Linked DNA regions of Homo sapiens: region 2 is linked to region 1. A link is an interaction called in ENCODE POLR2A ChIA-PET data of the cell type or tissue named here. Cell type or tissue: CD4-positive, alpha-beta T cell. All regions are shown on one strand. Each heading gives the region's core, and the rest is flanking DNA. Links, peaks and the distances in the headings are about the cores only. Region 1 overlaps RBM20 (RNA binding motif protein 20). Region 2 overlaps PDCD4 (programmed cell death 4).

Region 1 (8,337 bases), core at 31-8,030:
TTCCTTATAGTTCTATCACCTGTATATGCCTCCCTAAACATTATGGTTTAGTTTTGCCTGTTTTTGAACTTTATATAAATGGAATTATGCTGTGTTCTTACAGATCTTGCTTCTTTCATTCAACATGATGCCATCCATGTTGTTGGGCATGTCTATTTATTTTCATTGTTATATACATTTCCATTGTATGGCTATACAGTTTATCCATTCTACTGTTGATGGACATTTGAGTTGTTTTAGGGACAAGGCTAATCTGAACCTTCTCAAACATGTCATCCTGGTATATATGCACTTGAGCATATAACTAGAGGTACATACATAACTAAGATTGAGATAGCTGCATCATAAGGCATGCTTACCTCAACTTTCCTAGATGATAGCAAGCTCTTTCCAAAATTAGTTGTCTCAAATTTATACTCCTACTAGTAGTGTATTAGAGTTTTCGGCCGGGCGTGGTGGCTCACCCCTGTAATCCCAGCACTTTGGGAGACCAAGGTGGGTGGATCACGAGGTCAGGGGTTCAAGAGCAGCCTGGCCAACATGGTGAAACCCCGTCTCTACTAAAAATACAAAAATTAGCCAGGCGTGGTGGCAGGCGCCTGTAATCTCAGCTACTCGGGAGGCTGAGGCAGGAGAATCGCTTTAACCTGGGAGGCAGAGGTTGCAGTGAGCCAAGATTGTGCCACTGCACTCTAGCCTGGGCAACAAAAGTGAAACTCCGTCTCAAAAAAAAAAAAAAAGTTTTCAATGGTCCACATTCTTGCTAACACATTGTCTTGTCCAACTTTTAAATTTTTGCCTGTCGTGGGAGAGTATCATGGTTTATCACAGTTTTGTTTTGTTTTGTTTTTGAGACGGAGTCTTGCTCTGTCACCAGGCTGGAGCGCAGTGGTGCAATTTTGGCTCACTGCAATCTCCACCTCCCAGGTTCAAGCAATTCTCCTTCCCCACCTCCCGAGTAGCTGGGACTACAGGCACACACCACCATGCCTGGCTACTTTTTTTTTTTTTTTTTTTGTATTTTAATAGAGACAGGGTTTCGCCATATTGGCCAGGATGGTCTCAATATCCTGACCTTATGATCTGCCCGCCTCAGCCTCCCAAAGTGCTGGGATTACAAGCGTGAACCACCGTGCCTGGCCAGTTTATCACAGTTTTATATTTTATTCCCCTAATTGCGCATGGAGATTGAGCACTTTTTCATCTGTTTGTTGGCTGTTCCATCTGGATCTTCTCTGATGGGCTGTTTCTTTTCAGGTCATCTGCCCATGCTTTTCTTTTGCATTGTGTCTTCTTATTGGTTTGCAGGAGTTCTCTTAACTGGAGCACGTAGTCTATTTGGATTTCTTGTAATTAATGCTGTATTAGTGTTTGAATCTACCCTCTTATTTTGTGCTTTCTACTGTTCCATTTAATAGGGATTTTCCCGTTCACTTTAGCTCATTCCACATTGACTTAGGGTCCATTTTGTCTAAGACCCACAGGCCTTAATCCACCTTCAAGGTTGAAGTTAGAAGACAAAGGCTTAGTGGATGTTTCTGGCTAGGACTGGCATTCTGACAAGTCTCCATATGTAGATGGGCACTGTGTCAACCAGCTTCCAGAGTCCTGAATCTGCTTTGCTTGCATCATTGCCTCTGAAATTCCTTTACTAACAGTTCTCCTTCAGGCAGAACCTGGCTTTTTTTTTTTTTTTTTTCCTAATAAAAGTATATTGCTTCTTTCAGACAAGTAAGCATCCCACCCCATTCTATATCCAACCAAAGTTCCTGGTCTCCTGGATTCTTCCCTGGGGGCTGGAATTGAATTTCTACACTAAGTTCCCAGTAGAGCTTTGGTCTCCAAATGAGATGTTGTCATAAGTTTCTAATTAGGATTAACGGCAGTAATTGGCTTCTTAAATTAAAGTACCAAAGCATAGCAATACCTTCCTGAGGGAGATAGTTTGGGGTGGTGCAAAAAACATGGGTTAAAGAGGTCAGATGGTCGAGTTTTGCTTTCAGCAAATGTGCACTGAGTGCTCACCGTGGGTGGAACTGGGCCAGGTGCCATGGAGGGAGAAGTAGCAAGCTGGCGAGGAGCTCAGTCTGGTGGGAGAAAAAGCAAATAAACAAAGAACCACTGACAACCATGTGACCTATCCTAGATTGGAAGATGGTGATGTCAGCCTGGGCTCTACCGCTTCCTGCTTTAGTGAGCTTAGAAAAGTTGCTTAACCTCTGTGAACCTCAGTTTACAGATCAGGAAAGGACTATACTTTGAGTTATTTGGCTTTAAGTATTTTTTTTCATACATTATCTTTTCAGTCTCGTAATCACTGTACCCTGTGAAGTGTGTAGGGTGTATAATAGCAGTAATTATAAGAGTACAACAATAACAATAATGTATACCTTTAATTGAGTCCCGGTACTCTGGGGCAAAGAAGTTTACATACATTATTTAATCCTGACATCAGTCCTGTTAGACAGGTATTATTATCTCAGTTTTACAGATGAGGAATCTGAAGCTAATAGAAATTCAGGAACTTGCCCAGGATTGTACTTAGCTACTGGAAGAGCTATGATTAAAACTTAGTGCTGTTTTGGTTTTGCACTAAAGCTGCATTGTTATAGTGTGTTATCATGATCTCTGTTGTCTATGTGAAAAAAACCTGAGAAATCAGGTAATTTGCTTATAGTCACCCAGCCAAGAAGCCGCAGAGATAGTATTCTAACAGAGCTTCTCAAGCTTCAGTGTGCATACAGATCACTTGGTGATGTTGTGAAAACTCACTTTGATTCAGCATATCTAGGGTAGTGCTGTTATTGCGTATTTCTAACGAGGTCCCAGGAGATGCTGCTGCTGGTGGTCCTCGGAGAACACTTTGAATAGAAAGGGCGCAGAACACATTATTTTCTGATCTTTAGCAGGGCTTTTCTGCTCCCCAAGCTGCCATATTCCCTCTTAAGGCATTGTGAAGGTCGCATGGAATAACAGATGTGAAAACAACTTAATGTATGTCTCAACTACATAGTAATGCATGCTTTATGGTCCCTATGTTGATATGAATCAGCTGCCACTCTGTCTGCACGTAACAGAAATTCATCTCCATTAAGCCTGTTGGCTTAAGCAAAAAAAAAAAAAAAAAAAAAAAAAAAGAATTTATGGATGCATGTAAATGAAACGTCCAGGAGTAGATCTGGCTGCAGGTGCGGCTGGATTCAGGACCCAGAGACCCTCATTAGGACTTGGTTTCTCTCCACGCTGCCTTCTGCTCTTTTGGCTTTGTTTACTGGGGGCTCCCTGGGATGGGCCGTAGCAGCCCAGGCTCTCTCCTCTAGGTGGCATGATGGCTACAGTGACCTCAGCAGCTCTTTCTCCCCCTTCCCTTTCCTTCAACAAGAGAAAGCCAGAGTTTTTTCCTAGAAGCTCCCACAAAAGTCCTGAGACTTTTGAGAGAGAGTCGCTCTGACTGGACTAGCTTAGCACAGGTGCACATTCCTGAATTGATCTCTGGCCAGGGCTAGGCCATGCTGTGATTGGCTGGACCTGTGTCATCTGCTACATCCTCAGAGCTGGGACAGAGACCCACCTAGAGCTCTGGAGCAAGATGAGGGAGGAACAGCTGCTATCAGGAGGAGGGAGAGTGGCTACCGGGAAGGTAGAGGGCAAACACTGTATCCATGTGTGTCTCTGGGCCAAAGGGGCTGCATATGAGGTCCCACCAGGGTTTGCAGAGGTGGGGAGAAATTCTGATTGCTCTTTCTCCTCTAACTTTATCTTTTGCTCACCAGGTAAAGTATAGGGAGAGAAGGGAGAGATTTTAAGGTATTTTTCATTTCCTCTCTTGAATATTTCTTCATGCACATATCTTATCTCCCCATATACTTCCTGTGGCAAGGGAGTTCCTCAGCTTATTTGAGGCAGAACCTTTCACATGATAGATGTTTAATAAATATGCAAAATGAATAAGAAAGAGAAAATCTGAAGGAACAACAAAAAGTGAGTAGCCTTCTTCCTGCAGACCTGGACAAGATGATTGGAATATATTCTGGGTTGTTCTATGGAAACTTCGTCAATAAGTATGGAATCATAATCTCTCTGATGCAGAAGTGAACTTGGAATAATTTAAACCAGTGTCTCCCAGTCACTTCATCAGAGGGTCATCAGGGGATTTTTTGTGGGGGGAGTCCTCTTGCCCAGAGATTCTCTTCAATAGGCTTCGGGTGGGAATGAGACTCCCAGGTGCTTTTGAGGGCAGAGGGTCTGGTTTCAGAGCCATTGGTCTTGCCAGCCTCCTCGCTACAGAGAGGGCTTCTGGCCCTGGGAAGCAGTCTTGTGAATGGTCCATGGTGCTCTCAGTTGGGAAGATGATTGAGAGTCTTCTCTATGTGCTGATAGTTACAAAGCAATACAAGACATGGTTCTCAGTTGGGAAGAGTTCACTCTCCAACTGGGAGACAAATTATTCTTGTGCAAAATTACACAAGATTTAAACATGAGTGCATAAGTACAGGAGCTACCAGAAGTTCCATGGCAAAAGGCAGTGTGACTGAGGGGTGTGAAAAAGGGAAGAGATTCCTAAACAAGGCCTTGAAGAAGGGGAGAATTAGCTAAAGAGAGACAGAGCTTCCAGGCAGGAGTCGGGTGAGTGATGATGTCGAGCCTAGAAAGCCTGGTAATGTTGAAACAGTCAGGGCTGCCTTGACAGGATCTGGCTCAGATGAGTTCTGGGCTCATCTAGAAGGTTTCAGTGTCTTCCCAGGACTCTTGAAGTGTGTAAAACAGGTGTGGAGTTGTCAGAGGGCATGAAACTTTCCAGCAGCTCCCTTCATGTTGGCCAAGCACTCTGTGACTTTTACGGGTGTAGCCTGCCATGCCCTGAGGCTTTTGGTGGATGCCAGATGGGCCTCATTAACCCACCTTCACTGGTGGAGAAAGTGAGTTTCCCATCGGCAATAAGCCTTGACCCAGGGTGACCTAGCCAGGTGCGGGCAGGGCTGGGGCTGCTCTTCCTGGGTTGAGATTCCTAGTGGTGGTGCCTCCCTCTTAATATGCCAGCACTTTTCTAGGACTGCATGGGGCTTGGAATCTCACCCTTGTCTTAAAAGCAGCAAGATGTGTTAACTCTGAGCACTGTAGTTGGTCCCTTGTGGGGCTGTTGAGCGGAATCATTGTCATCACAGAATGGATGTAAAGATAACAATGTCTGACGTTTGCTTCAAAATAATATAGGGGGTGGGGAAGGAGGGTGGTGAGTACAGATGTGTATTAGTCCGTTCTCACACTGCTTTAAAGAACTGCCTGAGGCCAGGCCGTGGTGGCTCACGCCTGTAATCCCAGCACTTTGGGAGGCCGAGGTGGGCGGATCACTTGAGGTCAGGGGTTCAAGAGCAGCCTGACCAACATGGTGAAACCTAAACTAAAAATACAAAAATTAGCCAGGTGTGGTGGCGGGCACCTGTAATCCCAGATGCTTGGGAAGCTGAGGCAGGAGAATCGCTTGAACCCAGAAGGCAGAGGTTGCAGTGAGCCAAGGTCGCACCACTGCACTCCAGCCTGGGACACAGTGTGAGACTCCGTCTCAAAAAAAAAAAAAAGAACTACCTGAAACTGGGTAATTTATAAAGAAAAGAGCTTTAATTGGCTCATGGTTCCACAGGCTGCATAGGAAACATGGCTGTGGAGGCCTCAGAAAACTTACAGTCGTGGCAGAAGGCAAAGGGGAAGCAGACATGTCTTTCATGGCCAGAGCAGGAGTTAGAGTGGGAGCAGGGAGGTGCTACACACTTTTAAACAGCCAGATCTCGTGAGAACTCTGTCACGAGAGTAGTACTGGGGGATGGTGCTAAACCATTAAAAACCACCCACATGATCCAGTCACCTCCCACCAGGCCCCACCTTCAACATCTGGGATTACAATTGAACATGAGATTTGGGTGGGGACACAGAACCAAACCATATCAAAATGCAACAAGATTAGTCATCATTGTTGGCTGAAGATGGGTAATGGATTCTTCGGGGTTCAGTAAACCATTCTCTCTACTTTTGTGTATGTTTGAAATTTTCTACAATGAAAAGGTAACCAAAATTTTATCATAGACCTACTCTTTTCTCTCCCATTTCAATTTTTCTGGGGTGATTACAGCTTTGTTTCACCTGCCTTCTTTATGCCTTTACCCACAGAATACAGAAGCTGGCCAAAGAGGAAGGTGGAGAGAATTTTCTTAGGGCTTTCCGAAGTCAATTCTCTTATTTGAAAATCTTTGGCTACTTCTGTCCCCTTTTCAGATGGCAGCTGGCAGCTGGTCCAGAGAGCACCAAACAATTTGCAATTACCACCTAAAATAGCAGAACTGATGCTCTGATCCTCAGGAGGGATCACAATACCTGTGACCACTAGCCCCAGCGTGCAGTATTTGCAGATTCATATTCATTCTCTGCAGCCACATCCTTCCATCTCTCCAGCCATGCATCTTGGGATTAGTGTTAGGGAGCACCTGCTCCATGCCAGGCTCTGTGCTGGTGCTGGCTGTGTGAAGATTATCAGCCCAGGGGCCCCCTCACTGGGGACCTGGGATCCGGATAGAAGTAACTCCAGGAGGTATGGGCTGAAAGTGACCCCAGGAGGAGGTTCTGTGGTTAAGAAAATAAGGGGCAGAGGAATGTTTAAGCCAAGGAGAGGCTCTTCTAAGCTCACTCTAACTGCACCTCTTTGACCCCTGGGAAACTGCATGGGCCACTAGAGGATGTTTTCATCTGCAGTGTCTGATCAGCCCGCTCTGCCCCTCACTGGGGGCACCCCTGAGGGGAAGGGCCTGGGGGTGCCATCTGTGATAACCAACGTGCAGAAGGGACCAAGAGCTCGTGGAATGCCTCTGGCCCTGACATTGGCCTGACCTGCTCCTGCCCCCATGCACCTGAGCCCTACCCTCATAGTCACTCTGCCATGGGTAATCTGCAAAACCTCAGCCGCTCCCTGCCAAGACCATCCTCCTCCCACGTCGGTCTTTCCTGGATCTGGGCTGGAAGGAATAACCAGGAGGATATGAAGTTCCAGAAGAGCAGAAGAAAACTGGAACCTTGGGGACTCTTTTTACAACAGAAAGCTCCCCATCCAACTCCCATGGGGAATTTTATGTTCTGAAGAATTGCCATATACATTTATGCCAGTCTGGGGGCACATTCTTTAGCCTTTGTCTATTCTAGCTTGGCAGTGCAAGCCACAGATTTGGGAGGGACCCGGGGTGTGGCTTCCCGGCGATGGCAGATCTCATGTCATGGTCTTGGTCCTGATGGTTCCCACCAGCTTTCCCAAGCTCTGCTGCTCCCCTGGTGCCTGTGTGAAGGCAGTGCTGTGACAGGTCCTTTCAGGGACCAGCCATCCCAGCTGGCTTTCCCTTGATGATACAGTAGCCGGAGTTCATTGTGTGGCCCAAGGTGGGCAGGCAGGAAGAAGACCTGCTTGGTGGGATCCACATCAAGTGCAGTCAGCTCCAAGTGAGCCTCTTCTTCTACCCCAAGTGACAACCGACCCTGGCTGAAGGACCAGTGGTCTCTAGCCACACGGTGGGGTGGGAGGAGACATCCTGGGCAGCAGCTTTCTTCTTGGCCGACACCAACAGGCTTGGCTTCTATCCTTGTTTGGCCTTGGTCTGAACAAGGTCCAGTTTAAGTGGCTGAGGTGCTGGAGGCCAGTGCAAGTCTTGGGTGATCTGGTAATTTGTAGGTGGCACTTTCATGGGCTTTACAGAGGGTTGATCTCTACAGCTCCAGTTTGACATAAGGGACCATTTGCCAAAGTTGTGGTGCCTTTTCTTGTGGACATCCTGCCCAGTGCTGAGTTCCTGGGCCTTTTCTTGAATGGGGGATTGGCTGACTTCTAAAACCTCTGACTTATTCACAAGCACAGTTGAAGGAGTCACTGCCTTCTCTTTGACTTTCTTTCATTTTGCATCTCCATATGACAAGAGGTGAGGTCCCTCCCTCACTTGAACATTTTATATCTCTTTTCTGTGTCCTGACCTCTCTCCCTGAAACTGCAGGCAGCTCCTCCTTCATTCTCACCTTTACTCTGTGTTTTTCCCAGCCCAACCCTCTATCTCAACAATAACAGATAATCAGCCACGCCACTCAGAGCACTCATACCATGCTAGGCCAGCTAGATCACATCTCTGGACCTGAGATTCCCATCTGTCAAATGAGATACGTGATGCTTTTTAACATTTGTATGGCTCTTATTGCATGATTTAGCTGGGCGTGGTGGTTCATGCCTGTAATCCCTGCACTTTGAGAGGCCAAGGCAGGAGGATTGCTTGAGCCCGGGCGTTCAAGACCAGCCCTGGCAACATAGCGAGA
Region 2 (8,337 bases), core at 317-8,316, 89 kb after region 1:
ATCATTTATGTATTTAGAAATTGTGACCTATAAAAGTTATTTAACTTTTTTTATAGCTCTTTTTTTTTTCCTTTTTACAGTTGGTGGGCCAGTTTATTGCTAGAGCTGTTGGAGATGGAATTTTATGTAATACCTATATTGATAGTTACAAAGGAACTGTAGATTGTGTGCAGGCTAGGTAAGTAAATCACTTTTCCTACTTAGAATTTCAAAATAGGGGAAAATTCTACAGGATCCTATTGAAATGACACTTGTGTTAATCAGACACTCTGTACATCTGTTTGTCACTTCTCTATATTCTCCACTGTTAAAATGGAGAGACTATTGGCATGATATACCAGGAAGAGGACAGTACTATAATGGAAAAGTTCTGGAGTTTAGCTAAATCATTAATTACCTTCATGTCAAGCCACTCTTCTTTGGGCCTCAGTTTCTTTATTTATGAAACAAAACCATTGGACAGATCTTTAAGTTCTGTTTTCAGGTTCTAGCATTGTGTAATAGTTTAATATTCTAATAAGATGGATAACCTTAAGAAGAGAGGCCTGATTTATAGTTTTATTTTGTATTTATCTACTGTAGAAATCTTAGTCAGAAAGTATCTTTTTCACTCTTGTGATTTAGTATAATTAATATGATATTTGGTATAACTAAATGTGATATTTGGGAGTTATGCTATTTGATTTTTCTTAACTTCTTGGAGACTTGGACTCAGCCATGTCTTAGTTTTCCTCAGGTCTATATATTAACTTAATTTTCTAGGGCTACTTCACATCATAGTGGAATGGTGTCCCTGGGTAGGAAGGCATGGATCTAGGTGAAAGTTAATTATATGTGAAGTGTTTCTTCTCAGTGTAGATCAGTTATTTTGTAATGTGTTTTGATTTTTCTTGAATGAGAAATGAAATAGAGCATGAGAATATTAACATGAGGATCAACTTCTTTTTGCTCCTTTTTGTTTTGAAAAAGTGTTTTGAATTTTATTTTGCTTTTATGTTATGTGAAAGATTTAGGGCATATAGGATTTTGTCAGCTTTATCCCTAATTTAGTAAACTTTAGGTATGTCCAGCTATCAAACTTAAATTTTTTTCTTTCTCTGTAGAGCTGCTCTGGATAAGGCTACCGTGCTTCTGAGTATGTCTAAAGGTGGAAAGCGTAAAGATAGTGTGTGGGGCTCTGGAGGTGGGCAGCAATCTGTCAATCACCTTGTTAAAGAGGTAATGATTGGGTATTGTTTTTAACTTAATTTATATGTATTCCTCTGAGTGAAATAAATTGTGGCTACTAGCTGGTATTTTTATGGACAAAAATTAAGTTCGGTCTTACAGCTGCAATTGGAAAATGAAATAATTTTTTTAATATGTGGCTTTATAACCTTTTATTATAAATTATATGATTAAAAAATGAGTCTGTTAAAATGGCTTTCATGAATAATTATAAGCAAGCCATCTATGAACTTCAAAGGAATGCCTGAAATCTTTTTCTTATAGTATTATTTAATAATTTTCAAATGCTGTTGAAATGAGATTTTCTGTGTTTTAGCTATTCAATAAATACGCTTTTATATGAGCAATTTAAAACTAGATAGTCTTAAATAATGAGTTATGAATTATGAGCACTAGAGCAGATCAGAGTGTTAGATTTTTGTGAGGACATTCACTACCCATATGCATGTTTTAAAAGAAAATTGATTGTAATCCCAGCACTTTGAGAGGCTGAGGCGGGTGGATTGCTTGAGGCCAGGAGTTTGAGACCAGCCTGGTCAACATGGTGAAACCCCGTTTCTACTAAAAATACATAATAATTAGCCAGGCATGGTGGTGCGCACCTGTAATCCCAGCTACTCGGGAGGCTGAGGCACCAGTATTGCTTGAACCCAGGAGGAGGAGGTTGCAGTGAGCTGAGATCACACCACTGCACTCCAGCATGGGTGACAGAGCAAGACTCTGTCTCAAAAAAAAAAAAAAAAAAAAGCGATTTATTGCATTAAAATGCCAGATTTATTCCCTATGGATTTTTTTTTTTTCTGGCTGCAATGTGGTGTCCTATAACAAGAAACCAAAAAACAGAAAAAACTCCTTATCTGCAGATCTCTTTAAGAAAAGGCATGCAACTAGAAGATTTGTAGTTCATGTGCTTCTGATTTTTGAGTATAATCTTTTCATGTAACTACAATTTTGATTTTTAGTAAGTCTTTTAATGAGGTGTGTGTGTGTGTTTGTGTATGTGTATCTAGCTTAAGTGTTAAGGAGTTCAAATTGTAGTTAGAGCCTTGACTGTTTTTGCTTTTATATATGTTAAAATAGATGAGTCAGTGTTTGTAATGTCGTGATTGCAGTATCTGTTTTTTAAAAATTAAACAATTATTAGAAAAATTGAGGTATAAAAATAGTCAAGATGCCAGGGCAATTAGGCAGGAAAGATAAAAGGCATCCAGATTGGAAAGGAGGAGATAAAACTAGTTGTATTCCCAGATAACATGATCTGTATACAGAAAATTTGAATGAATCCACATTTTTTAACTCCCCAAAACTGAAACCAAACTATTAACTAAAAAATGAGTTCAGAAAGGTTGCAAGATAAAAGATCAGTACACAAAATTCAATTCTCTATACAGTAGAAATGAATGATCTGAAATGCAATTATTGCATTTGTGATAGCATCAAAAATAAAATACTTAGGAATAAATTTAACAAGACAAATGCAAGTCTTGTACACTGAAAACTGCAAAACAGGTTGAAAGAAATTAAGGAAGACCTAAATAAATAGAATGATATCCCATGGTTATGGATGAGGATACTTAATATTGTTAAGATGGTAATACTCTCCAAAATTAATATTTTTGGAAACTGGACAAGCTGTTTTATGGTGTGTGAATTCTCTCTCAATAAAGAAAATTGACAAGATAAAAATGGAAATAAAACTGCCAGTATATGAGTTTGAGGTTGACATTATTTGGATATTTGCTTACATGGAAGGGTTGGATCAAAGAAGACTTTTAGAAATGTATAAATGTATTTGTAATTTATCATTCTCAGAAGTGCATGGAATTTGATGGGGGATATTTTTAATACTTCTAAAGTTATGTAACAAATGTTAAAAGTAAGTAATATAATTTGAATAACAAGTACAGTCACGTGCCACATTATGATGTTTTGGTCAGTGATGGACTGTGTGGGATGGTGGTGGTCCCATAAGGTTATAACGGAGCTGAAAAATTCCTATCGTTGAGTGATATGGAGGCAGTTGTAATGTTGTAGCACAGTTACTTTATTTTTTCATAAATTTAATGTAGCCTAAGTATACAGTGTTTATAAAGTGCATAGCCAGTGTATGGGTAATGTCTTAGGCCTTTACATTCACTAACCACTCACTCATTGAATCACCCAGAGTAACTTCCATCCTGAAAGCTCTATTCATATTGAGTGCTCTATACAGGTGTATCATTTTAAAAATCATTTACACTGTTTTTTATTGTACCTTTTCTATGTTTAGATACACAAATACCATTGTGTTCCAATTGCCTATATTATTCAATATAGTGACCTGCTGTACAGATTTGTAGCCTAGGAGCAATAGGCTATACCATATAGCACTGGTGTGTAGTAGGCTATACCATCTAGGTTTTTGTGAGTATACTCTATGATGTTTGCACCATGACAGAGTCATCTAACACACTTTTCAGAATGTATCCCTGTTAAACGATGCATGACTATGCATTAGTTTGTAATTGTAAAAATACTCAAATGCTATGCTTTAAATATTTACTTACATGTAAATATTTAAATACATATTTACTTACATGTAAATATTATATCCTAAAGCATGACAGCAATTAAATTTTACTTTACCTTTTATGAAAATATCTTATAGAAGTTGGAAGGATACTTAAATATGATTTTTTAAATTCAGTCAGCCAACATTCAACATTCAGGCAACTAGATATGTGCCCACCAAATACAAAGGGGATTTTAACAAATAACATATAGGGAAAAATATTCCTAGTTGAAACTCTTGTGCTGAAAAAGTTCTCCCACTTTTTTGAGATGTTCAAGTTTGAGCGGGAAAATCAAGACTTGTCTCTTTAGCTACAGCTGGAAACTGAATTATTGAACATTTTAGATAATGAGTTTCAAATTCTCAGTTGTAGAGAAAAGAGAAACTATGTGGAAATCTTTGCCCTCTCTAGTAATGCCCCATTATCATCTCTCATTTTTTGGCTCTCAGTGCACTATTAAGAGCGTCTTGATAGAAGTGAAATATTTTGTGCCACTTTATGTTGAAACTTTGTTAGTGCCCTCTAGTGGTATTTAAAATCCCTTATTTTTAGTGGCACACTAGAGCATTATGGTCACAACCCAGGACGCATGCATTATAAACCTATTCGTAGTTCTCAGTGATTCAGACACACTGAAGCATTGCATTTGAATCATAATTATGAACCATTTAAAAATTGGGGATTTATTTTTTAATTATGAAAAATTCTGTTGTAATAGTACCACATCCAATGTATATGTTATTAGCTGTTTGTTACCCACTATTTCATTATATTGGAATGAGGGCAAATAATCCTGTAGGCAAGCACGATATTTTAAAAGTTAGGAATTCTGACACATCTCAACTTTTAAATCTAATAGATTGATATGCTGCTGAAAGAATATTTACTCTCTGGAGACATATCTGAAGCTGAACATTGCCTTAAGGAACTGGAAGTACCTCATTTTCACCATGAGCTTGTATATGAAGTAAGATTACCTTGCCATGTCAAAGATAATTATTAAGTGTTCCTTTTTGTACTGTAGCGACTTATGCTTTTTAAATAATGTACATCCTTTTTTTAATATCAAAGGAGGAAGTGGTTATTAAATTTCTACGATTACAGAAGGCATCTAGGTGCATTTTAGGAGCAGTTTCATATATGAATTAACCAAAAATTCACTCATTGATTCAATTTTTAGGCTATTATAATGGTTTTAGAGTCAACTGGAGAAAGTACATTTAAGATGATTTTGGATTTATTAAAGTCCCTTTGGAAGTCTTCTACCATTACTGTAGACCAAATGAAAAGAGTAAGTATAACATTGTTTTTGAACAACTTGTAGGATTATGTCTTAAATATATGATTGAATACAGATTATGAATTGTCAGTGAAATTTTCTTTAGGTATGTTTAGTGTTAATATGCCTATATGTTTTGTTTTTTCTTAATGGTAATGTTTGAGGTTTGAACCTTTTGCAACCATTTTTTGGAAAGTAACACTGCAGTGTTTTTTTTTTTTTTTTTACCTACTTTAACAAATGTAATTATGTATTCTACCTCAAGGGTTCGGTTTCTAAGATGTGACAATTTCTATTTTATATCTAGAGAGAAACATGAACCTTTAACTTTTAACAAATTATAAAGTACTTTTTTCCTATTAAAAATTTTATGATTATTGTTTTAAATGTTTGTGAGGTTTTTGTTTGCCTTGTATTTTTTTAAAAAGGTAGTAAGTGTAAATAGAGAAGTAGATGGGAAAGGAGTTTGCCCAATGTCTGATGTCTGCTTACAGCTCTTTTAAGAGAACAGTATTTAAAAAAAATTTTTTAGCTATGTAACCAGTTTTACTTATTTTTTTATTTATATTTTTAATTTTAGATATCAGAGGGGTATATGTACAGGTTTGTTAGATGGGTGTTTTGTGTGATGCTGAGGTTTGGGCTTCTAATTAATGATCCTGTCCCTCAGGTAGTAAATATAGTACCTGATAGGTAATTTTTCAACTCTTGTCCTCTTTCCTACCTCCCCACTTTTGAAATTCCCAATGTTTATTGTTCCCATCTTCATGTCTGTGTGTACCCAATGTTTAGCTCTCACTTACAAGTGAGACCATGCATTATTTGGTTTTATGTTTGTGATAATTTTCTTAGGATAATGGCCTCCAGCTGCATCCACGTTGCTGCAAAGGACATGATTTTGTTCTTTTTTATGGCTATGTAGCATTCCATGGGCGTATATGTACCACATTTTCTTTGTCTAATCCACCATTGATGGGCACTTGGATTGATGCCATGTCTTTGCTGTTGTGAATAGTACCCGATAAATATACAAATGCAGGTGTCATTTTGGTAGAATGATTTATTTTCCTTTGGGTATACACCCAGTAATGGGATTGTCGGGTTGAACGGTAATTCTATGTTGAGTTCTTTGAGAAATCTCCGAACCACTTTCTACAGGGGCTGAACTAATTTGCATTCCCACCAACAGCGTATAAACCTTCCCTTTTCTCCTCAACCTTGCCAATGTCTGTTATTTCCTGACTCTAATAAAAGAGAACAGTTGTAAAACACTGTAACAAATCTACTTTCTGTGCTTCTCACGATTCAAATCTGACTTCAGTTTAACCATTTGAATATTTGGCCTTAAATACAAATTGATGACATAGTGATGGATTGTGTTTTATGACATTTATTTTATATGGGCTAACAATTCTGCATGTAATTTCATTGTTGTAGGGTTATGAGAGAATTTACAATGAAATTCCGGACATTAATCTGGATGTCCCACATTCATACTCTGTGCTGGAGCGGTTTGTAGAAGAATGTTTTCAGGCTGGAATAATTTCCAAACAACTCAGAGATCTTTGTCCTTCAAGGTACTTTATTTAAATACTACTTTCTCAATGTAAAATAGTGGATGAGATCTTTGGGAAGGTTAACTGCTAAGTTAGTTTATCGTTCCCTGAAGTCACTGAAGAACGTGACTCTTGTGAGTTCATGGAGAAAGAAGGGCGAAGCTTGTTTTAGCCCCCTTGTAAATCTGTACAGGACTGCCTCATGAAGTCCTAGTTTATTTGAAAGAAACTAATCTTGTGGAGCAGGTCCTTTGTTGTAAGTAGTTTCAGTGTTTAGAGTAGGTATTATCAGTGATAAGATGAGAAAATTGAGGCTTAGGGAGGTATAATGTACTTTTTCTAAGGTCACATGGCTAGTACATGGTAGAAGCCAAGTATGAATTCAGGACTTTTCTGGCTTCAAAGATCTAGGCTCTTACCTGTACTGGATGTGGCTTCCTTGACTTCTTTACAGGTTGGAGAATTAGGGCTAATTGGATGTTCTCACTAGAAAGTGTGTGTGTTGGGGGGTGTGTGGAGGATGTTCTCACTGGAAAGTGTATGTGTGTGGGTGATTTTCCTTGGAGCTATTAATATTTTTGCTACTAGTTGGTAAGTTTTTTTGTTGTTGTTAAAGCTAATAATGAAGCTTATAATGTAATAATATAAATGTTTAGTAATAGCTAAACTTTTTGCTTGTGTGGGTCAGTTTTATATAATCTTAAGTTCTTATAATTTTTTATCTGGAAAATTTCTTAAGCTTTGATATTTTTAAGTGCATTGTAAGAATTAAAAGTCAGAAAAATATTTCCTGGTAGGGGCCTTTGCTTTAGAATTTTAGAAGCCATTAAAAGAGAGGGAAAAGAAAGTGATGAAAGATAGTTTAATAGCTTTACTAGAAATGTTTGGAAATACAGACGTTAGCTTGGTGATGGCAGGATTTATGTATGGATGTGCCAAGTGATATACATCAGTAAAAACTCTGAACTTTGGCCTTCTTATTATTGACTGCTTTTTCATTCCCTACCTTGGTCTCATACAGTCTGAAGCCTTTATGTTCAAGATGATGTAGCTGTTTTCCACTTAGACTTAATATGAAAAGGGGCCAGTACCCTGGCATTGGCTTTTTGAAAGTTTTTCAGCCTCTGTTTGAAAGTCTGATTGTTTCTGTGTGGCTTTATTCTCAAGGGTCACATGAGGCAATAAACTTTCTGTGTATACATACCATACAGCTTTGACTTGGGTCCTTCATCTTTTAGCCTATTTGGGTAAGGTGCACATTTGTGTGTGGTTTTGCATGCTTGTGCCTATTGGCCTGGGGTCAGAGAGTAAGGGCTAATGTTGCCTAAGTTCTATTTCCCACTTACTGCTTTAGGCCACTGGCCAGCTGTTCCTTCTGGGCTATTGCCACTACATGTAGGTAAGAGTGTGGTTACATTATAGAGCAGGGCTTCTTGAGTTTGACAAAGCACGAATCCCAAAATGGGGCATAGGCTGTAATTCTGATTTTTTTCCACATTCAAGTTATGGCTTTTCTACAGTTGATAAAACATTTTTTTTTAAATTGCCAAACATGGATATTTTGATAGGTTGCACAGCTCCAGTTTGCATAATTCTGAATTATGTTAGTGTTTCCTATTTGGCTTACTGTTAAGCTTACAAATAATAATTAGAAATTAATTAGAAATAATTTTAAATTTCTAAATAAAATGTTTTAGTTTGAGTCAACTTTTTTTAATGTGAC

Evidence for each region. Peaks named below come from ENCODE experiments on the same cell type or tissue, not always from the same donor. Only the 100,000 strongest peaks of a DNase experiment are listed, where the experiment ranks them.
Region 2: POLR2A ChIA-PET joins it to region 1 with 13 read pairs; 10 of 35 experiments call an interaction of 5 or more read pairs at or near these places.

Annotation. Positions count from the first base shown.
Region 1 is chr10:110,800,703-110,809,039 of GRCh38, forward strand. All of the region lies in intron 7 of RBM20 (RNA binding motif protein 20), which reads left to right. Among named protein-coding and RNA genes, the nearest start is that of PDCD4-AS1, 66 kb to the right of the region's middle. In CD4-positive, alpha-beta T cell, for the core only: CTCF peaks have their summits at 3,313 (motif pointing right) and 3,524; DNase peaks (open chromatin) are centred at 2,119 and 3,319; H3K27ac peaks cover 2,050 bases.
Region 2 is chr10:110,889,453-110,897,789 of GRCh38, forward strand. It overlaps PDCD4 (programmed cell death 4), which reads left to right. Exons shown (of 12, transcript NM_014456.5): 7 at 81-178; 8 at 1,104-1,218; 9 at 4,639-4,746; 10 at 4,960-5,070; 11 at 6,496-6,635. Among named protein-coding and RNA genes, the nearest start is that of MIR4680, 4.5 kb to the right of the region's middle. In CD4-positive, alpha-beta T cell, for the core only: CTCF peaks have their summits at 4,335 (motif pointing left) and 4,537; a DNase peak (open chromatin) is centred at 4,309; H3K27ac peaks cover 1 bases.